Linked DNA regions of Mus musculus: region 2 is linked to region 1. A link is a loop called in an ENCODE intact Hi-C map of the cell type or tissue named here. Cell type or tissue: left cerebral cortex. All regions are shown on one strand. Each heading gives the region's core, and the rest is flanking DNA. Links, peaks and the distances in the headings are about the cores only.

The links. Hi-C counts contacts between places; a loop is a spot of excess contacts. Peaks named below come from ENCODE experiments on the same cell type or tissue, not always from the same donor. Only the 100,000 strongest peaks of a DNase experiment are listed, where the experiment ranks them.
Region 2: a loop joins it to region 1, with 6 times the contacts of the local background. A loop is called at or near these places in 8 of 42 quality-filtered maps.

Annotation. Positions count from the first base shown.
Region 1 is chr13:54,228,232-54,240,066 of GRCm38, forward strand. It overlaps a transcript of Hrh2 not described here. Among named protein-coding and RNA genes, the nearest start is that of Gm16578, 11 kb to the left of the region's middle. In left cerebral cortex, for the core only: no CTCF peak of the experiment used is centred there; a DNase peak (open chromatin) is centred at 6,226.
Region 2 is chr13:53,775,054-53,786,888 of GRCm38, forward strand. All of the region lies in intron 1 of Gm34439 (a long non-coding RNA gene), which reads right to left. Among named protein-coding and RNA genes, the nearest start is that of Gm34439, 6.8 kb to the right of the region's middle. In left cerebral cortex, for the core only: a CTCF peak has its summit at 4,288 (motif pointing right); a DNase peak (open chromatin) is centred at 4,294.

The DNA of each region.
Region 1 (11,835 bases), core at 5,044-7,543:
CAGAGCTGTGAGGTCAAGGGTAGCTGGAGTGTGACTAGAACCAGTGCTGAGGTCACCAGGGACTGGTCTCGGTCAGCTCTCAGCTCGGCTTCTCACTGTCAACAGGCTTCCTTCTCCCCATGTGACCTGCAGCTGGCCCAAGCTCCCGCCTTACTGTCTTTTCAGACCCAATAGAAAGGTTCGCTCCCCAATACTGCTCTCTCGATATCCCCCAATATATAAAAAGAAAAAAGAAAAGAAAGAAGAAAGGAAGGAAGAAAGGAAGGAAGGAAGGAAGGAAGGAAGGAAGGAAAAAGGAAGGAAGGAAAAAGGAAGGAAAGAAAGAAAAGATAGAAAAGAAAAGAAAAATTAGTGATGAAGGAAAAATAAAACCATCAATTTTTTTTTAAAGTTCATTGATAGAATTAGGTATTGGTTTTTCTATCCTGAAACTAATTGTCGTGAGCCCAGCGAAGAACACAGGCAGGGGCTGGGGGAGGTCAGCCTCCCCTCTTCCACATGGGACAGAGTGGGGATCTCAGGGGACAATTGAAGTGTTCCCAGGAGAGGACAATGAAAAGGTGGCCCTGTTCTCTCTTAGAGCCCTGTTAACAGTTTTTGCAGCAAGTGGTGGGGGTCAAGGCAGAATGGGTTATGGGGCTATGAGAGGCATTGAGGACTGGAAAGTCTTCTAGTGTCTCTATGAACCTAGGCTGGAGTCTGCACACTGAGGGACTCCTATCATGGTTTGGTGAGTTTGATAGCCTAAGCCACTGGACTTCGCATGTACACAAATCCATATGATGCTGTGGTAAGGAAGTGAAGAAAGGTGCAGTTTGGAAGACAGCAAGAAAAAATGGGGACAGTTAGATAGGGTATGTTAACGGTGAAGTAGAAATCAAGATGAAAGGAAAAAGTGAAACTCTATCAGTAATCTCATTGGCCAATGGAATAAAATGTCCAAATTAAAAGGATATGAAGAGCCAGGCTTGGCAGCCTACACCTTCAGTCCCAGCACTGGGGACTTGAGATATTGGAGCATTGATTCAAGGTCTGCCTGGGCTACAGGGTGAGACACTGTCTCAACAGAAGTGCCTGTGACATGGCTCAACTGAGCGTGCTGCACAGTCCCCAGAGGCCATGCAGAGGTGATGAAAGAACTGGCTGGTTGAACCTGTCCTCTGACCATGGCAAGCAAGCTACAGCATTTGCATGCCCTATACACCAAACAGGCAATAATAGCAATAATAGTAATAATAATAATAACAGTAAGTAAGGTTTTAATAGTAAGAAAAGTTTTAAAAGAAGATAGGAGGGGCTGTCAGATTTGATTATTTTAAAATAAACAGACTTAACATATATAAAACAGAAATATTGATATTATAAGGAAGAACATATATTAGGTACCATACACTAATAATAACAAAAAGAAATCTATCTAGCTCTATTAATATCATACAAAATAAACATTGAGTGGAAGTTATTGTTAAGGATAAGTAAGGCCAATGTATTTTGATGAGAGCTAATCTATCAGAAAGATCATTTTAATTCATATGTGCCAAATGACCCTAGCTTGAAAAACATGTAAAGCTAACAGAAACACAAAGAAAAACTTACAACTCATTATAATATAAAATGTATAATATATTATCAGTATTTAAAAACCAGGTATATGACTATCAATATAAGAATATAATTCTTTATTTCGATTTACAATTGAAAGTGTAATGTTCCCTCCCGACAAAAGCAGAACACATTCGGCACACAAAAGAGCTGTCTAAAGCTGGGTATAGTGGCAGACACTTACTCCCAGAGGCAGAGGCAGGTGGATCTCTGTGAGTTCAAGGCCAGCCAGGGCTACATAGCAAGATCCTGTCTCAAAAGAACAAACCGAAGAAAAAGAGTTGAGCATCTACTAGAACTCTGTTCATAAAGCAGTCCTCTAATGAAGACAAAGTTAAGTAGCAAAAGAAACCTATGCTAACTTGCTAACGCATTCCTTAGTTGGTGGAGTGAAGGAAAAAAGTCTTTAAGCTGTTAGGAAATAGAGTTGAGTGCAGGACAATGTAAACAAGACTTCGAAACATACTCCATTCCTCAAAGTGTCCACCAAGGGAAATGCAGGAGTACGTGCTTAGAACATAAACAATGGGTTTGAAATTTAAGTACTAAAAGTTCAACTTGGAAAGTTAAAAAAGATCAACACCGCGCACCCATACACAGTAAAGAAAAGGTCAACCATGGAGCAGACATTAGTGAAGCAAAAGACAAAGGCTTGGTCAAAAGAAGAGCAACAAACCCAACCACAGTTCTGAGGAAAATTCTGGAAAAACTGGCAGGTCCATCGCAAAGAATGGAGGACGTTTTTGTAGATTTTTGGTATAATTAAGAATAAAAATACCATTGGAATCAACTCCATGTCCACCCAAAGGGAAACAATGATCAGGTGGAGGTGTTCAGTCAGCACCACACACAGGTAGGAAAACCATTTGCACGTTAAAAATAGGAATGGGAGGGGTCAGGAAGAAAAAGGGGGGAAAAAGTATTGGATGCCACGTGTCTTAGTCAGGGTTTGTATTCCTACACAAAACATCATGACCAAGAAGCAAGTTGGGGAGGAAAGGGTTTATTCAGCTTACATTTCCACATTGCTGTTCATCACCAAAGGAAGTCAGGACAGGAACTCACACAGGGCAGGAACCTGGAGGCAGGAGCTGATGCAGAGGACATGGAGGGGTGCTGCTTACTAGATTGCTTCCCTTGGCTTGCTCAGCTTGCTTTCTTATAGAACCCAGGACTACCAGCCCAGGGATGGCACCACCCACAATGGGCCCTCTCAGCCCTGATCACTAATTGAGAAAATGCCTTATAGCTGGATCTCATGGAGGCATTTCCTCAAGGGAGGCTCCTTTCTCTGTGATAACTTCAACTCCTATCAAGTTGACACACAAAGCCAGCCAGTACACCACGTGACACACAAAAGCCAATCACAACATTTAAACTTGTAGAAGAAAAAAAAAAAAAGAACACTTTGATGACTTTGGGATGTATAAGGCTTTTCATAAACAATCCCAGAAAGGAAAATAAATAAAACATGGCTATTAAAATGAAGGCAAATGTGGGCTGAGTTGCTGGCACAGTAGGTAAAAACTCTTGAGACATAAGCACAAGGAACTGAGTTTGAATTCCTGGAACCCACATTGTAAAGCCAGACATGGTTGCATGTGCTTCTAACCCCAGCACTGAGGGGTGGAGACAAGTGCAGCCCCAGAGCTTGCCAGCCGACCCGAAGGATCTTACTTCAAGTTCAGTGAGAGACCTGCCTCAGGGCAATAAGGTATGAATAAAAAGTCAGCCTCAGAGGGGGAAAAAATCATAAAACATGATACCATCTACATAAAATAAATGAAGGCAAAACAAAATATTTGCTGGAGTGAATCAGGTGCTCATGAATTTCAACGACTTTACTTACATAGTCTTTAAATCATGTCTATGTACTTAAAATAGGATCTGTTTGGCTGGCTAGTGTATTTCATTCAAAAATATCCAATAGATGAATTGTGAACCAAGAGGATTTGCTGGAGTAGGGGGATTACCTGAGTTGTTTATCTGTGTCTTTTTGTTGGTTCTACGTGCTGACATTTTACTGTGAATATGTCATGATGAATTACTAGGCAGGCTCCTTAGAGGGCAAAGGCTTCAGTTTCGAGTGGCTCCTCGGTAGTAATTTCAGCAAGAAGTACTTTCTCAGAGCTAGTGGAATGTTCGTCCAAGGGCGGACACCTCCCTGCTAGCTTGGCCAAATATGTGCATTGCTGCTCATGTGGGAGCAGAAACCTCTGAAATGCCACAGGCCTGACCTTGCCGACCAGACGAAGGTACAGAGTGTTAAGAGAGAGGGCCAAGGGCCACCTGGGAGTTCCCGGCAGTGACTCAGCCAGGGTGTGCCACGCACAGAAGGAGGCTGGGAATCAGCAGAGTCTTTGTCCACGGAGCCTTGCAAAGCCAGGCACCCACAGCCATAGCCACCGTGTGACTAGCAGAAGTGAGCAAGGAAAGTAGAGTCTCCATCCCTCTCCCTGTATGGAAGGAGGAGCAGAGAGCTTGATTGTCCCACTGGCCAAGCTTCCCCAGCTCATGCAAGACGTGTGAGATGGTTCTCTCTGGGTTCCATCTCCAGCACTGTGAACATTGAAACGTGGCACAGATAGAACATTCATTGCCTGGGCCCCCTAATGTATGAGGTGCTCGCTCTGGTGTGTTTTATAACCCTGGGTTCTTACCAGAGTTGGAGAATATATAATTATGAGTAGCTCCATATGAGATTCAGAGGAAGGATCATATAGGAACAGAGCTGGGATTTGTAGGCATGGCCCCTGGTTGCTTCTCCTTATAGGGTGATGGCCTTCCCTGCTCTGCCTGTAAAACTTAACTGCTCTAGACAGGGAAGAGAATCCCACAGGCTTAGTCCAGGCTTAGAGGATGCACAGCACAAGGGCTCATCCCATGGACTTGTCTCAGTGACCACCTGTTCTAGCCTGCTTTCTGTTACTGTGAAAACAAACAAACAAACAAACAAACAACAAATCCTCTATAACCAAAAGCTATTTGGGAAGAAGAGGGTTTATTTTAGCTTATAGGCTATATAGTTCATCATGGCAGAAAGCCAAAGCAAGAACTCAAGGCAGGAGCTTGAAACCAAGAGAGTGGCTGCTTACTGGCTTGCTCACTCTGGCTTGCTCAGCTAGGCTCCTTACAAAGCCCATACTCTCCTGCCTAGGGATGGTACCACCCACAGTGGGCTATATCCTCTTACATCAGTTAGCAATCAAGAAAAATCCCCACAGAGAGGCCAATCTGATGGAGGCAATTTCTCAACTGAGGGTCCCTCTTTCCGTGTATGTCAAGCTGACAAGCAAGATTAGTCATGTCAGTACCCCAGCTCTGACTTATGCTTGTGTCTCTACAGGAAAACAGCATTGTCTTGCACCATATGCTCCAATAACCTCCTAAGCTGCTGCAAGAGCCTGTGGAGGCTTCGTTTCCTCCAGCAACACCCAGAAGGACCCTCAAAGGAGCAACTGGGGGAGCCACTGTCTGAAGAGACAGAAAGGACACCATCACAGGAAGGAATGGGGCTGTTGTCCTATGAGGCTGTCTAGATCCTGCCCAGGACACCAAGATGCTGGCCTTATCACTTGGATCTCCTTTCTGGAGCCCCTGTATACCAAGCCCCACCAAACCACTGAGGACAAACTTCAGCCTGAGCCTGGAGGCTCACAGAACACACAAAACATCTTCCCTGGGAGCAGATTTCAGACAGGTTAAAATCCTTAGGCAGAATTCCTTGGGTTCAAAGCTCATGTTGGTGCTGGCCCTAGGAGTCATGAGCAGAGAGAGCAGGACAGAGATGGATACACAGGTGTACATGGACGTGCTTCTATAGAAAACATGCACATCTGCCAAGCAGGGCAAAGGATACTATCATAAAGCACTGAGAAGCCTCGCTTCCCTGCGAGGTCTCAATGTGAGCAGAAAAGAAGAGAAGCGAGTGGAAGAGAAAGAAGAGGAAAGAAATTGCCCTCCATGGACACCTAACTAAGTTCCAGATACTTTGCCTACACAGGCTCTCATAATTTATATACATATGCTTAGGATAAGCATCACTCTCCAGTCTTTACAGAGATGGAAACTGAGAGTCAGGGTAGTGTGGAATGTACCTCAGGCCACTCAGCCAGAAAGTATGTCTGGGATAGAGGTACTAAGAATGGATGTGTGGGAAGATGTGTGGATGGATGGACAAATGGATGATGGATGAATGAGTATATGGATGGATGGATGGATGGATGGATGGATGGATGGATGGATGAATGAATGGATGAATAAATAAAAATCCAGGCTTATGTCCATGCCTTCTAAACTACACTGATACTCAGAAGAGAAGCCAAGACAATTCCTTAACTCAGCTAACCCTCCTCTAGCAAGTCTTAGCCCTTCAGGAAGCCCTCCATGATGAGCTACAGCCATTGATGGTGCTCATTTTCAACAAGAAGTAGTGTACAGTGGGCTTGTGGGGCAAAGTGTGTCTACTGAGTCCCAGGAAAGCACAGACAGAAGCTGGGAAGATGCAGAGAGTACAAATGTGTAGGTTGACCTAATGCCACCCTCATCTGGCTACATGACCAGAACAAATCCCTGGCCCCTCTGAGCAGCTCTATATTCCTCTGTGTAAATGAGTAGACTCCCTTTCTATAGTTAGAGAATGACTGAGAGATTCAAGGAGGTGGAGTTGGCGAGAGCCCCAGAGAGAAGAGGATATCTGTGGACTTCTCTCCCCGAGGACTCCTCATTGCTGTTGCCCTTCCATGACCTCAACTCCTCCTTGATACCCAGGTTTCCTTGGGTTTCCAAGACCCTCTCCTGCCGCCTCCACGCCCACCCCCAACCCCCGCCATGTCCACCTTTTATGTGGTTTTCCAGCCCTCTTTGTGACTTGCTGTCCTCCACACAACCATTAGATGTGACTGTCCCTTGGAGTTCAGTGATGGGACGTCTCACCTTAGGTCTCCCTTTGAGACCTCATCTGCATCCATGACCTTAGTCACCAAACATAAGGAAATTATTTGCTGATTCACAACTGTAGGCAAAGCATGAGACACTGGGTCACCTCCATCTGCATACTTCAAAGGTACCTTACTGTTAACAAGTCCACAACTACCCACTCCAACTTCTCCCTCGCCTGCTTCTCCAAAGCCCTCCTTCTCAAGCAGAGGATATATCCTGGGTTTCAAAACCCTTGGTCAGCCTCGGCCCCTCTTTCTACCTTGCTTCTTCTCATGGCAGACACTAGAGTCTTAGCTCCAACACATATCCGCCACCCAACTGATAATCCTCATCTTCCCTGTCTCACATGACCCTGCTGCTGTAGTCTCCATCGGGACAACTGGAAAAGCTGCTTAGATCTCTTTCCTACACTCACCCTACCTTCTTACCCCCATCAGTTCTCCACACAACAGCCTCAGTAGGCTGTGAAAATTCATAGCCTACTCTGTCACATCCAGGATAGAACCTTCTTTAGACCAGCCCGCCAACCTGGCCTTGTCAGCTTCCATGTTCCTCCAGCTTCCTGCTTTGCCATCCCCTACCTTCTCTTAATTCCACCCCTGTTTGTCATATTGTTTTATTTAGATCTACTATTTCTAGCAAACAAGGCACTCGGAGTGCTATTTCCATGACCTCAAATGCTCCTTTCTCTTCTGGACAACTTGACATCATGAGATCTCATCGAAAATACCATTCCCTTGGGGATTTCCTCCTTGTCTGTTCTGACCCTTCCTATACCAGGCCCTTGCCACACACCATGGGACTTTATGTAGAAGCCATTGGCTCTATATTATATCTTATAATATGATAGTCAGCTGTGGTTTCTTGGACACTATCTTCCTCCTCTATGCATGAGTTCCTTCTGCTGACCTTTGCCTGTTGGGTCTCTGGAAGAGTACTCACACATAGTAGAAGCTTAGTTAAAGTTGTCAGGGAAACAGGCAAAGAATGGTCCACAGCAATATTTTAAGGGCTAGCCTGCCAATAAACTTCAAGGAGTAATTTGGCCTGATAACTCCCAGAGATGACCACTGAGTATCTTTATCAAATTCCCTCTGAAAGCCCAAGAGACCCACTTAGACATCTTCTTGGGAGCCAATGGCAGGTGAGTCTCTTAAGTCACAGCCAACTAACTGGAGGCACAAGATCTCTGGTGGACCTGCGTGATCAGAGAGACAGCCAGTCAGACTCAAGACCACAGTGCCCAGGGACAACCTGCCACATCAGAAGATTCCTGCACATGTAAACTTTCTTCTGGAGCCTTTCCTGGCAGCACAAACGGGGTGCATGAAGCCTGGGGGAGCATCAGCCGAGGTGGAACTTCAAGTCCATTCTGTGTTTCCATGTTCCAATAAAGCTATCAACACAGGTGCTGCCTTGGTCTCTCTCTCTCTCTCTCTCTCTCTCTCTCTCTCTCTCTCTCTCTCTCTCTCTCTTTCTGTGTGTGTGTGTCTTTCTCTCTCTACTGTCTGTCTCTGTCTCTATCTCTCTCCGTCCCTCCTTCTCTGCCTGGCAAGGAAATACTCCCAAATTTTATCATGTGGTATCTTGATTTAGAAGGGGAAAAAAAGTCATGAGAAAAGTCTGGGATAAAGGACTCAAAGCTGGGAGGGGCCAAATTGAAAGTTGCCTTTAAAAGTTAGGATAGGGCTGAGGAGGTGAAAGAATACTTACCCTCTACATAAGAGGACATGAGTTCGAGCCTTCCACACTCATCTCAAAGGGATGAACATGCATACCTGTAATTCTAGCACTACGGGGAAGAGAGATTAAGATCCTGAAGGCTCACTGACCAGCAGTGTCAAAAATGAGCTTCAGACTCAGTGAGAGTCCCTGACTCAGGGGCTGGCGAGATGGCTCAGCAGTTAAGAGCAGTTCTATAAGACTTAGGTTCAAAGCCAGGTGTAGTGGTGCACTTGGGAGGCAGAGGCAGGGGAATTTCTGAGTTCAAGGCCAGCCTGGTCTACAAAGTGAGTTCCAGGACAGCCAAGGCTACACAGAGAAACCCTGTCTCAAAAAACAAACAAAAACAAGACTTAGGTTTAATTCCCAGATAAGATCTGGGTTTCATTTCCAGCACCCACATGACAGCTCACAATTGTCTGTAACTCCAGTTCCGGGGGATTTTACACACACACACACACACACACACACACACACGAGTTAAAACAAAACAAGAAAAGAAGTAAGTTTCCTCCGCAGCTTCACCTCCTCCTGTCAGAAGCCAAGAAAAGCCAAACCACAGAGGAGGGAGTGACCTTAGGTGACATGCTGAGATTCCAGGTTAAAAACACCTGGAGAGCTGCCATCCAACCCACTCTGTGGTCTGATGTCTCTGTTTGTTGCTGACTTGGGGAAGGCTACCATTTCCAGCTCACCTGGTGGCCTATGTGTGCAGCAGGTGCTTGGCAAAGTGTATTTGTGAAGTAGATTTTCAAACTTGTTAGAGGCTTGTCATTACACGGGAGCAACATCTTCAGGATGGAAACATCCATCTATTGGTGGAGAGCCACACTGTGTGGGGGAAAGGCAGGTAAGGCAAGAGAAATCCACATCCCAGAGGACCCAACGGAAGGCTTCAGAGAAGGACACAAGGAAGGAAGAGGGCTGGGGTGGAGAATGGGCTTGGGTAACTAAGTATCAAGCTGGGAAGGGACCTTGGTATGGAAGGGATGAAGCTGGAGGTGGTAGAATTCTGAACTTTGGCCCCTTCAGAAGAAACCATGATGGCACACCCTGATGAACTTTCGTAAGAACCAGAGAAAAGCTGGTGAGGCAAAGCTTACAGTGTTCTCCTCAAACAGCGTTTAATATGTCAAGAGAGAAGGTCAAAGCTGTGCAAAAGGCTTAGAAAGGTGCACACAGGCAGGCAAGCCTGAAGTCGATGCTGGTTAGTTCCTGTTGGAGCTGCTTTCTCCTTGGTTACAGCCAGGACTGTGATAATCACCCAGGAACTAAATAGACAGCCAGGCAAGGCTGGAACCTGGGAGAGGCATTTTGCAGTCCCGATCTGCAGGCTCTGAAACCCTCAGCGTGAACCAGATGAGAAGCAGAGACTTGTAAGTGAGCCACGGTGGAAAGCCAGGAGGGAAGCAGGGGTCCCACAGACTGGCTGAGGCAGTGTGGGGATCCATGCAGGGTCCCAATGGGCAGCTGGTGTTCAGCCGCTGCAGGGTTGGGGATGGGGTGCCTTATCCTACACGGAATGTAGCAATTTAAGCAAGAGAGGGTTAATATAATAAGGTCTAGGTTAGAACAGAAGCATTGAGATTTCAGTTGGGAAGCTTAGGGACATCGGAGCAGAGGCAAACAGTGGGACCGTCAGGGTGAAGAGTAACGCTTTTTGTCTTAAATTGAAATGAGGTATCACCACATGGTCCAGGCTGGCCTAGAACTCACTTTGTAGCCCAGGCTGACCCCAAACTCTGGATCTCCCTGACTCTCCTCAGCATGGCCATAACACTTTATGAGGGCCCATTCTCTACTGACCCTTAGCTCCGTGATGGGAACACAAAGAAGAGTGTATTTGGGCATGTGTTTCCCTACTCTCCAGAAAGGTGCGCTTGTATTTAAACATTTCAAAGGAATTAGGGGAGGAATGAGGCATGCCGGTTAGCAGGCACCTCACCAGGAGACAGTGGTATACTTACTTACACCAGGAGGGAGGATGGGATGATGCTGGGGGTCCAACGGAACCCAGGTCTTACCAAAGCCTGGGGTGGATTTTAGGAACACGGAGGATGTTAGGGAACCGCTGTGGAGCCCAGACCCAGGCGGATCCGTTCAGAATCCCACCTCAGCTGAGCTGGGAGACAATGCAGACCTTCCAGAATACCCGGTAGGTCATCAGTGTTCCAGAGACAGCTAATCGGCACACAGGTAAAGAACAGGAAGGAGCTTAACATGTGTGGGTGGTTCTCTCCAGGCCATTCACGCAGGAAGTGATCGCTGCAGGCACACATCTCCCCCACCAGAACTGCAAGCGTTCCTGGAGGAATTCATCAGCTCTGGCAGGTCGCTGGCTGGGTGGTCGGAACGAGTTCCTTCACCCATTAACAGCCTGAAGGGACTCGTTATTTGGAGGTGACCACAGATTTCAGCACCAGGTCCCTGATCTCCTTGCTCAAGGTCATGGGACACAAGGGGCTTCTCACACCCTGCCATGTCACTGCCCTCAGAAGCAGGTCTTCTGCAACAGGGGCTCACTCCCTTGGGCTCTGCCAAAACTGTCACGTGCGTGCAGTAAACCTGGCATGATTCCCAGGGAAACAGGGCCCCCAGAGGACTTGCCTCTGGGTAATGTGGCTCCCAGATGAACCTAACCATGATTTTCAGCTGAGATCATCAAGCCCTTTCCCATACACAGGGTTATCCTTCTGGTGGCCACCTCTGTGGGGCAGCAGCAGTCAGTCGGCAACTCACAAAATGGGGCCAGGAGAAGGAAACATGACCCCACAAATAGCCCCACCCAGTCAATGGCCCAATTGAGGCTATAGCTCAGGCCTTATCAACAGTCTGTATCTATTCTGATTTAGAGTTGGAGTTTATTCCTAAGCTCGTACGTGATTGCAGAGTTTTTCTCTTAAAAATAGAAATAACTAAATAAACAAGAGAGGAATAACAAGAATGCTAACGGCTGTGTCAACGTGGGAAGGGAAAATTTTCATGGGGCCCTGCCCTTAGCAAGCCTTCATGGAGTCCTGCTCCTAGACAAAGAACTACAGGAAGCTAGTGGCTTCTGGGAGAAGGAGAAATAACCTCTTCCAAGGATGAGTACTCCCCTCCCCCACTTATTGGTTGTCCAATGTAGAGTGATCAGCCTCAAAACGATATGGACACCATAGTGAAAACTGGCTCAGCAGTTGTAAGCACGTATCTTTGTGCATGTACATGTATGTACTTATATATGTAAGTAACAATAATAATAAAAAAGGAGGTTGTTAACAGGGAGAGATGAGGGGTTGGGGGAGGGAAGGAAGGGGGAAGCAGAGTTTTCTATCTCAAAGAAAAACATTAAAAATTGAAAAGGAGCCGGGCGTGGTGACGCATGCCTTTAATCCCAGCACTTGGGAGGCAGAGGCAGGCAGATTTCTGAGTTCGAGGCCAGGCTGGTCTACAGAGTGACTTCTGGACAGCCAAGGCTACACAGAGAAACCCTGTCTCAAAAAAAAAGAAAAAAAGAAAAAGAAAAAAAAAAAGAAAAAAATTAAAAATGACATATAAACTAAAACATTATACGATTATAAAGAAAAC
Region 2 (11,835 bases), core at 3,334-5,833, 450 kb before region 1:
AATATAGTTTTACTTCTAAAACCAGTGCAAGGGTGTCGGATATCTAACTAGGAAAAGTGTCAAGAAACATACACACACACATGTGCACACACATGCATATGCGCACGTACATACATAGCTTATCCTTAGGGTCTTTGGGTCATGGTTGAGAGAGAATATTAACAACAAAATGCAAGAGTTTTATTCTTTAGGGGTGCTGCCTATGGTATACCCCCCACACCTTGAACAGGGCTCAGATGACTTCAGGGGCCAGACACATTTGGGGTGACGTCTGACCTCGCTCTTGTGTACTTTGTGGGAGTCCAACATGACCAGATGAGGTTAGTCTAAAGGCTGGGATGCAACAACAGATCTTTGCGTTTCTTTGACTTTAGAACCTTCCATACTTTGTCTTGATGTGGTTGCTGGGCTCCAGCTGAGTTTTCATTCCATAGGCTGGGGTAGGGCCTAAAAACATGCATGTTAAAGAGCCCCTAGGTTGGACTAAGAAAATGGGTGCCCGAGCAGACTTGGAGAGATCTGTGTTTAGTGTGTAGCTTGTTCAGAGAGGTTTAAAGTTTCTACCAAGCTCATTCCCATTCTTCAGACTTCGTGGTGACTTTGTGCTTAAAAGCAAACAAAAACAAACAAAACAAACAAAAACAAACAAACAAACAAACAAACAAACCAAACAGGCTCACAAAGAATGAAAGAAAAGGGAAAGCTAGGTCTCTGTTTGCTGAAAAGCCTGGCTCGGAGGTGGCTTTCACTGGCCACAGGACACCTCCTGGATGGAATGTGACCATTCAGGAGGCACTGGCGCCCTCTAGTGAAGCTACCGGCACATTCCTATGGAGACCTCCAAGGCAGCTGGTTAACTTGAAATACCGTTAGTAGCCATTAGGAGGCTCTCTTTCCTTTGCTGAGAAATAACATCTGCGCCACCTCACCTCTAGAAGAAGGTGGAACTCTCAAAAGCCCTGGAGCAAAGAGAGCTAGGGTGTTTTGATAGCACTCACTGTCCTTATACAAGTCATTAAAACTTTCTGGTCTGCATAATGGGTATAAGGACTTGGCTATCGTACCTCTGGGAAACCGGGATCACATCAGCGTTCTCTGTCCTGTGAGGCTCCTCCACCCCCAACTGTGTCCTTTCTGGAGGCTGCACTGACAGACTAAGACAGCTAGTGTCCTCGTTGTGGGCAGCTTTCCCTCCGGTGGAGCACAGCTCTGGGCTCTGTCAGGCTCTCTGCACTTGTCTGAGTGGGGACAGAGTCACAGCACAAAGAGTTTTAATCTGCCACCATCTTCACAAGCATTGTCCTCCTCCCAGTCTATAAAGTTGATGTAGTTGACAGCTGGGGGATTTGATGTCCGAGGGTGGAGCATCGCTGTTCTGCCTTCTACTGATCGCTGGCTTTGAACTTAGGAAACATGTAAGTAAGACTTCAGGTTTTCTGACTCCACTCTGGCTCTCCAGCCCGAGACAATGGTTGACTCATTCAGAGCCGCCAGCCTGATGTCAGGTAGCACAGCCTCCAGGGCACAAGCGGAACCTTTTGCTGAGTGCAGAGACATGTGTAACCGCATTAGTGTCTGCCTTGAAATATCCTTTCTGACATGCTGCCAAGAACCCTCGCTGCCAGGGATTCTGTGGCGAGCAGACTTCGGAAGGCAAGGAGCTGGTACCTCTTTTCTTTTACCTAAAACGTAGCTCACTGCATGAATGTTGTTTTTTATAATCACTTCTTTAGTTTTGAGAATTTCGTACATGAGTACTGTATTCATACCATTTCCACCTCTCCTGGCCCTAACACTTCCACATTCTTCTTCATCTCACCTTGAGTTCATGACCTCTTCCTCTTTATTATTGTTACATCTGTGTGCACATATGTATTTTTGCATATATATATATATATAGTATGAGTCCAGAAGGAGCTGGCTGTATTATGTCTGGGAAGGCAACATTGCGGTCTAAGCAGTGGGGTTGGACCTTGTATTCAGTACTTCCTCGGTCCTCAGTGCTGTAGCAAAATTCCTGACTGAGAAGCAAACGAAGGCAACAAGGGGCTGCTTGCTTGCTTCGAATTTTCTGCAGTCCTTCATGGGAGGAAAGGCATGGCTACAGTATCAGGAAAGAACCGGTCACATGGCATCCACAGCCGGTAAACAGAGAACAATAGATTGTTGGTGTTTCAGCTTGCTCTTAGGCCTTTGCTCAGGCTGGGACCCAGCCTGCTCAGGTTGTATCTTTCTGACTCAACCCAATCCAGAAGGCTCCTCACAGACATGCCCGGGCATTTGTTTCCAGAGTGGCTGTAAACCCCCATCAAACTGGCAATAGAGATCCACCATTACGGATCTCAAGGCGTAACCAGGCGGCTTCTAGGTTGACTGCCGAGGATCTGACTTGGGGTCAGTAGTGCCCTTGATCAAGAGGAACAGCCAGAAAAGGTGCAGGTTTTTGAAAGATTACTGTTTCAAAAAAGAGCTCCCAAAAGGCCATCCTGAGCTGGGAGGAGAGCTCAGAAGCAGGCCTGTTCCGTGGACAGATGCACTGGAGAGAGGGTTTGGAGCACACAGACTTCCGCCAGGCAAGGTCTACAGAGAGTGGAGGTCTAGAGGGTGTGGGCATCTGAAGCTCACCCCCCTTCTAGCACATCTGCCAGTTCCTACTGTGCACAGCTCCCTGCCTAGGCTGCAGCTGACAGTGTGAAGTTGCTGAACACAGAGATGGGAAGGGAAGCATTGCACACACACAGCTGTTCTTACTATTGTACCAAGCCTGCTGCAGACAGAGCAACAGTTACAGCCTTTAAATGTGCTGAAAAAAATTTTTTTTGGGATCCTCTCTCTGTGACCCTTTAAAGTGAATTTTACCCATCTTAGGTGCATTAAGTATGCTGCGTTAACCAAATGCAATATTAATGGACAGATAGAGACCTCGTGCTTCTAGAATAAAGATATAGATAGCCATTTACTTCCTATTCAGTCGCCCTCAGGACCCACTGCTCTACCTGAGGCAAGGATGCCAGCCACGATTCACAGAGGGCACTTCTCTACCAGCTGGGCTCCCTGCCATCTGGAGCTACAGCTTTCTGGGTGACATTGGCCTGGTTTCCAGTTCTGCCACATATTCCCCAACATGGGAAATTACTTCTTGTTTTCTCATCGCCTAAGAAAAAGCGGAGACAATTGTAGCAACTCTAAAATCAGAGATAATTGTTGCCATTTCTAAAATCATAGCAACTGGGTGTTTCTATCTCTGAGCAAACCTTGTCAACCCTGCAAGGGCTTGTCATCCTCACTCTATCACCCTCCTGTCTTCTTTGCTGTTCTCTTCTCTCCAGAATTAGGCTTCCATCACCCACTCAGCTTCCAGGTGTCATCCCTAAGAAGATGAAATGGGGATCGGTGGGGATGCGGAGACGTTGGGCGAGGAAGCAAACAGATGGGCAATGACTCAGGACAGGTGACGTTCAGGAGGAAGTAGCTGGACCAGGAATGGAGAAGGCAGGCGGTGGATGTGATAGCCCGGGTTCTTCAATTCATAATGGCATTAAGTGGGATGAAGGACTTGAGAGTTACATAGAATTGAGACCAGAAACATCCCCACGCCCTGTAGCCTTAAGCATGATGCTTTCCTGTTTTGAAGCATGGCTTTCTGCTGAAACTGAATGAATAGTCATGAGCGCTGTAAAGATATTGGTCAGTAATGAACTATGTATATGGTGGCCGTTTCTATGGCAACACTAATGTAAACAAATCTAGTGAGCAACCAATTGTAAATACACCAAGCACAATTATAGACAGTACATGATACTTAGCACCGAGGGACAGGGTCACTAGTTCATGTACTGATTATATTTTCTATTGCTGTCTTAGAGTGTTATTTTTTAAATTCCTTTCACTTATTAAAAAACAAAGTTTATAGTCAAATGATATAAGAGCAGTGGCTTCACACCTCTGTTGTTTTCAATGACTTTCGATTATACCATTTTCTCTCCTGCTTGGCTTGGTCATAAGTGGTTTAGTTCACCACTGACCCAGGAGCGCCAGGCTTTGCCCACATAACAGACTGCACAGTTTACATGGGTAGCTTGCTAGGCCTAAGTGCTGTCATAGTTCCACGGTAAAGCCCCTAATGATGGCTTCCTGAGGATGGCTTTCCACTGCTAAGCAATGCACGGCTGTGTCATACTGTGGTGCTCTGGGGAAGAAAGAAAGGCCTGGCCTTCAGGTTTAAGGTACCCTTTGAAGCACAGTGTCTCTTGCCAAACTAAACAATGTTTGTAACAGGACCTGCACAGTAGATGGCGGTAGAGGCCTGGGTCTGGCTACACCAGACAATAATCTGGGTAGATCACCAAGGAGAACTCATTCTGGCTCCCAGGGGGTCTCCTGGTTACACTAGAAAATCTGAAAGATCTTAGCCCCGCAATCAGGAACACATTGTTTAGCATTATATGGAAACTGATATGATTTTTTTAAAATGTCTTTTGGTGTTTGCTTTCCTAATAAACCTCAAGCATTCCCAGCCATCAGAATCATGCCAAACATGGCCCCCCTGGATGCCTGAAGGCCACCATCTGAGACCCTGCACTGAGCCCCTCCCTCCACACCCCACAGGTGGCCCAGTTCTTCCCTCATTGCATGAGACTCTTCTGCCCTTGCTCACCAGTGTTGTAATAAACACTGTTCTTGACAGATAAGGGGGAAAGGGTTTATTTCAGCTTATAGCTTCTAGTCAGTTCATGATGAAAGGAAGTCAGGGCAGGGACTAAAGTAGGAACCTGTAGGCGGGAGCTGGTGCGGAGGCCATGGAGTGGTGCTGCTTACTGGCTTGCTCCCCATGACTTCTTCAGCCTGCTCTCTTACACCTTCCAAGACCATCAGCTCAGGGGAGAGCTGGGCCTTTCCATAGCAATCATTAATTAAGAAAATGCTCCCACAGGCCTGTTTACAGGACCTGCTGATGGAGGTGGTTTTCCAACTGGGGTTCCCTCTTTCTAGCTTGGGTCAAGTTGACAATTACAAAACAAAACAAAACAAAACAAAACAAAACAAAACAAAACAAAATGACAACAGTAACCAGCAACAAAGAAAACAATCCGCTCATCAGCAAGACCCTAGAATCCCCATCTGTAGCAGGAATGGTCGGGGCCACCCAGCTGCAAAAGCATCTCCTGCAGGAGGACCTAATTGAGGACTGCCTGAGAGACCAAGGATTTCTGATGCAGACAATGTCAGCCAATTGGGAACTGCCGTTTAGAAGAGATGCTTTCTTGGGACCAATGGAAGCTCAAGTGCTCAGAGCGCTTGCTGCAGCCTTTCTCATCTGTTCCTAGAGTCTGTGTCATTGATTCCATGTCACCTCGCCTGCAACCCCCAAGGGCAGGTAGTCCAGGACACAGGCAGCACCCATCTGGGACCTGTACTCAGCCCTTCAGACATCCATGGAGAGCCCTCCCGTCTTCCACACCTCATACCCAAACACAGCTATCTGGGGGCCTGACAGATGGCTTAGTGGATAAGCAGTTGTCACACAAGGGTGAGGAGTTCAGATCTCCAGAACCCACATAAAAGCTGGGCAGGCATGGTGGCTGCCTGCAGTGGTAGCACCCAGGAGGCACAGACGGGGTATTCCTCGGACCAGCTGGCTACCTAAACCAGAGATGGAAGGCTTCATGTTCAGTGAGAGACCCTGTCCCTGAATAAAGTGGAGTCTGATCAAGGAAGACACAGACACCAACTCTAAGGCTCTACACTCACGTACATACACACACACACACACACACACACACATACACACACATACACACACACACGTGAGCGCACACACACACACTCACATGCACACAGAGATGTATGAGCACATGCATGCACACACATGCACATGCATGCACATGTAGAGACACATACATGTGAACATTCACACACACACATGCATAGCACATGCACACATGGAAATGAGTCACAACATTCTAGCCTGTCCTCTTTGGCTTTGATCCGACTCCCCAACCCACCTCACGTTAATAAAGAATACTTTGTGGAGCATCGTGCTGTCCGAGGCTCATCCCTTAATGGACATGATATTCTTAAGGTGTGTGGTCAGCTTCCTAGATACACTAGTCCAGCATCTTCAACAATTCTGTTTTGAAATATCTAGAAAAAAATGTGTTAATACCGAGATTAGTTCTTGTTGTCATTCTCTAACTAAAACTCTTTAACAACCTCCAGGATTGCATTTGTGCTTGTTACCACCTGAAAATGAGCTATTCTCAGAACTCTTTTCCCAAATTGGTGTTTGGGGAGCTGTTTGGGGTGGGGAAGTGGTTACTGGTAGGAAAGGAACTTGATGGTTAAAGCCCAGACCCACTTCTGGTGGAGCTTTCTTCTTGGTCTGTAAAGATGCAAGGAAGCCATGCCCGGAGCACCCACCACAGTCAGGAGGTGGCATCCCCACACCTCCCTGTCCACAAACCCATCAGCCAAGGTCAGTCTTCCTTCGATTACCTCCTTCTTGTCAGATGTTTGGGGGCAACCATGAAAAAGTCACTAAAACAATGTGTGTTGGGGCTTTTTCGTAGGACAAGTATGGTTTCAATGAGGATACAGGAGAACATCGTACAGGTTATAGGCAAATAGGATGCCACTTTATGTAACTATTCTCAAAGTTCAGGGTCAGATGGAGTCCTGAAATCAAGCCCGGTGGATGCTGAGGGATGGCTGCTAGGTGTAGAGAGCTGGGAGGGCAGATGCTGTAACAAAGTTACATATCTAACACTGTGCTCAAGTAACACCAGATACATAGTAATTTTAAATGCCAGCAATAGATTTGTAGCCTAGGGATAAGCAAATCCCATCTCGGGCTTGTTACACAAGCCAAGGTCCTACAGCTGGAGAATGGCGAAGGCCAGACAAAAAGCCCTTGAGTGTCTTATCAAAAGCTCTCCTCCTCTTGCCTCCCCTCTGCGTCTTACTCGTCTGGAGAGCCCCCAGAGTTTGCCCCATAAACAAGTGCATAGTAGGATGTTGCAAATGCCTGATGGACAGAATGGAGAAAAGAGCAGAAGAGTGTGCAGATGCGTGAGCGTCCCCAGCAAGCACAGAGGCAGAAAGTGCACCAGGAAAGCACGTTAGGGACCCGTGGGTAAAAACAGGCAGTGCTCCCTCCCCCACTTCACAGTTGGCTAGCGTGACTCTAAATGACATCAGAGAAGCAAGGAGAGTAAGGCACGAAATGGGTAGAGAATATAAGCTAGAGACAGAGCTAAGATGAAACAGGATGTGAAGTATCTGGGTCTTTCCAATGAAGTCTACTGTTCCCAAAGAGTCAAAGAGCAGGCTGCTAGTCCAGGCCTCATTTAGCAACTTAAACAAGCTAAGAGTCCAACTCATGTGTAGATTTTTTAAACATGAGGATATAATGTTTTAAGCAGAATGTAAAGCTTTCAAGGTATGTAACACCCCACCCCCTCTCCATCCCCAGTTTTTGGTCTAATTGTAAAGAGGATTCTTTCATCTCTCCTTAGACAGGTGTTAAACAAAGCAAAGCAAAGCTATCAAAAGGATTTGAGTCTCTAGATTTGTCCTGAGGTGGGCATGGGTGCAGATCCTGACAGGTGCAGATGTTGGCAGTACTGATGCTGGGAGGTGCAGATGCTGGGAGGTGCAGATGCTGGGGGTACAGATGTTGGCAGGTGCTGGTGGTGCTGGTGGGAGCTTCAGGCAGCAGAGGTCAGTCGTGATGGCTGACAGTGACTGACAAGAAGGCACCTGGTATTTTGAAAATAACACACAGTATCTGCTCACGTTCTGCAGGTAGTTTTCCAGTATACCTAGTGAGTGCACAGAGCCTGGCCTTGGGTGTTTGGGACAGTAGACTAGGAGTGGGTACTGAGTCCTGTACTAACTCCAGGCAGGGAGCGGCTGACTGCTCCCTTTACATCACTGAGTAAGATGAGGCTAGTATCCCTTCTGATGTCATTGACTTTCCTTTTTGTATTTGAAAGGAATGCATCTCAGGGAGATGGCATTGCCCATCAGAGATCACAGAGATCAGATGTGATGAACCAGGAGCCAAACAGGGAGCCACTGACCTCATTCCCCTCCCTGGCTTCAAGTCCTCCCATCCTTCCCTACATCCTTTATGTTCTCATAGGCAAGCACCCAGCTGCCACATGTGAGAGGTTACAGAGATTTATAACTGGGAGAGGAGGCGGCTGTGTGGCCCGAGGCCCACAGAAAGCAGGCATACTGTAATTGCGTTTTAAAAATTGCTGAACATGGCCATTGAACCAACAATTTGGTCTCCAAGAATACATATATATCCAGGATGTACACTTAGACTCAGCACGTGGTGTGCACATCAGCTTTTAAAGTGAGATACCCAACCTTGGCACTGAGTTAATTAGTAACTCAGCAAACGATAATTTCCAGAATCCTGATTACTTTTCTAAAGATGTGGATTCCCGTTTAATAAGCACTTTGCAGCAGCGTGTGGCAGTGCTCCTGTAAAGTCTGCTCATGGAGGGATGCAGGAGCAGAGGGAAGGATCCTCTCAAAGCCACCTTGTCTTGCTCAGCTCCTGCTTCCTGCTTCTCCCATCCCTTGTGAAATACACACTTTGACCAGTAGGTGGGGCAGTTGTAAAGCCAAGGACTCAGCAATAGCCCGGTTCTAAGGAGCCTAAGGGCCAGTTTCTACTCTCATGGTGGAAGAGATGACAGTCTGTGTATAGTGCCTGAGGCCTGCAGAAGTCAGGAGAGTCGGATCCCCTGGAACTGAAGTTTCAGATGGTTTTGAGCTACCACGTGTGTGTCAGGAACTGAACCCGGGTTCTCTGCAAGAGTGACAAAATGCTCTCAACTGAGCCAATGCTCCAGCCCTGCAAAAGAGACTTTTTATGCTTCCAAACCACCACACCCTTATTAGAAGTAGGAGTTCATCCTTCAACCAAAATTTGGTATTATGTGATTAAAATAACACCAAAGGGCCTCTCCCCATGTATGCATGCACCTATTCACCCATATATTTGTCTTTTCTTCTACTGATCTGCCAAATATTTAAGAACATTTGCCCAGGCACTGTACAAGGTGTTAGGGATGTATCAGTGAACCATATTTTCCTCTCATGGAAACCTTGCATCCTAATGGGGGTTATTAACACTAAATAGCAACTGGGTAGATGACAATTGCAACCCAGAATACAGATTGTGGGAGAAAAGGCTACAAGTGCCTTGACAGAATATTACCCCCAGGGACCTGATTTTCCTGGTAAGGCATTGATTTGGTGAGGTGGGAGTCTATGAGGAATGAAGATAATATACAAAGGTCTTGCAGATGAATGGAGGATGGAGGAATCGACGTAGGTCTAAAAGTGACAGCAGAATTGTGGGAAAGGAAATGGGGACGGAGGCAAGGGTTGGGTAATGCTGGTCACTATTTGGAGTTTGATTTTATGTGCACCAGAAATCTGGGCATCTCCATCATCTCAACTTGTCCCCTGTGGCCACCATGTGTAGCCAGACAGTGAGAAGTTTTCTTTCCCTTTATCCTGTCATGTGACGGATCATCACAGTTGTAAGGAAGCTAATCGTCTCCCCATTTTATAAATGATGGAAGCAAAATTTAAGTGGCCCATCACTCAGCCAAAGTCACAAAACTTGCAACCACTGCTGGGATTTGAACGAAGGGTTTCACTTCAAGATTTCACCCTTGTGCTGTGAAGAATTTCTGGGATTGATCTTGACAATTTCAGGAGTGTGGAGGTCCCACCTCACTCTCAACATTGCCGCTTGTTTTATGGATGATGGCGCAAAGTGGATGGTTTCAGGTTTCCAGGTTTCTGCCCTGTCCCAGAGCTTTGCCTAAGATACCTCTGCTCTTCACCATCAGCATCCTCTGTGCCTATTGAGTGACATGATGTCCGGTCTCTCAGAAAGCCCTGGACGTCCCGTGCTTTTTATGTTCTTCTAGGTTGTGTGTTTTAGGATTTATCCTGTTTTCTAAATCAGAGCATCCCTAGTCTTTAAACAGATGTCCTGCTCCTACCCTACATCCTATAGCAAACACTGGCTTTAGTCACGTGTAGAATCCAGTTCACAATGGCAATGGAAGCTCCTGATGATGTTTGGGGAAAGCTTAGATCACACCTAAAGGTTAACATAAGACTTCAGGGATGGTTATGGGAAGAGATCTCGGTTATATTCACTGGCAAGCTTAGCAACTCTTTGCCCCCAAATGGTAAGTGATTTTTCTTGAAGTCAACAATTACTGTTTTTGATGTTGATAAAGCAGACTTGAATAAACCACAGATTTAAAAGTCCCCAAGACACACATATACGTTTGTTCGGATGGAGCTGGCAGACTGCAAGCCTATGAATTAAGAATTCAAATGTTTTGATAAAAGTGAATCAGTTTGTTGAAGACATGCCTACACTCTCACATCAATAGCAGCACTATTAGTAATAGTCAAGGTATGGCATCTATCCAAAGTGTCTTGTGAGCGACGTATGAATAGATAAAGAAAATGTGGCATCAGCACATAACTGAATATTATCCAGACATGAGAAGAACAAAATCCTGTCATTTTTTTTTGGCAACATGAATGGAACTATAAGACATTACACCAAGTGAGAAGCCACCCAGGACAGTACATGTTTCTACACATGTGCAAAAGCTAAGAAGAAAAATTGATTCCACAAAAGCAAGCAATAGAATAGACGTTATTAGAGCTGAGGAGGGCAGGGGGAAAGAACTACTAAACACGTGAGTTTTTGAACACAGAAATTGCTATTGTTTTATTGGAGGGCTCATTTCTAATGTTCTGTAGCATAAAGAGGTGACTAGAGTACTCAGTGATTCATTGTATGCTTTAGCATATGTGTAGGACTGGCTCGATGGTTGGGTGTGTCCCTAGGACAGTTCTGTTCTGTACTTTTGTCACCCTGGCCCCAGGCGCAGCTGTGGGTACAAAAAGGAGCCCTGGAAGCAGAAATGGAATCCATAACCTTTGAGGATGTGGATGTCAACTTCACAATGGAGAAAAGGGTTTTGCTGGGTGTCCTTATCAGAAGACAGGATACTTTATCTATGACAACGTGATATAGGAAATGTTCTGAAAGCTCGTCATTATATAAATAAATAAATAAAACCATTGAAAATGACTAAAAATTCCATAGAATGCTGTACATTGCGGCTCTAACAGGTCAAGAACTTGTGAGTGTGTGAGGTACATAAAGACAATGTGCACATGTGGGGAGTGTGGCAAAGCCTTCAGTCCCCATCTCCCCTGGTTCCTGGAGCATGTGAGGACTCACATACTGGAGAACAGAAACTCTATCAATGTGGAAAACCCTTCAGTGAAATGGAAACTACTGTTTGTTTGTTTGTTTGTTTGTTTGTTTGTTTCTTTCTTTCTTTCTTTCTTTCTTTCTTTCTTTCTTTCTTTGCTTTGGAAAGCCAGTTATGTCGAATGATGTTTTGCTGGGGCACACAGGTGAAAGGATGTTTTGCTAGAGCAGACATGTGAAAGGATGCATGATATTCAGAAGGGATAGAAATATGACCTCACAGACAGTGGGAGCATTGGTTTGCTTTGCTCAGCCTCACTGTTCTTCACGGATGACACACATGTATTGGTGTGCCTTACACTGCTTTGCTGAGCTTCACTTGTGATGATGCCATAGAGAGAAACTCACCAAAGAACTTCTCATGAGATTCCTGCAGCTTCTTGCTGCTTCCACAGACCCCAGCTGGTTGGCAAGCCTTGTGGTTTCTTCTGGATTGAACTGCCCTTGCAGGTTCATGTGGGGTGTCTGCCGAGAGGACTGGACCAAAGCTGCTGGTTCAT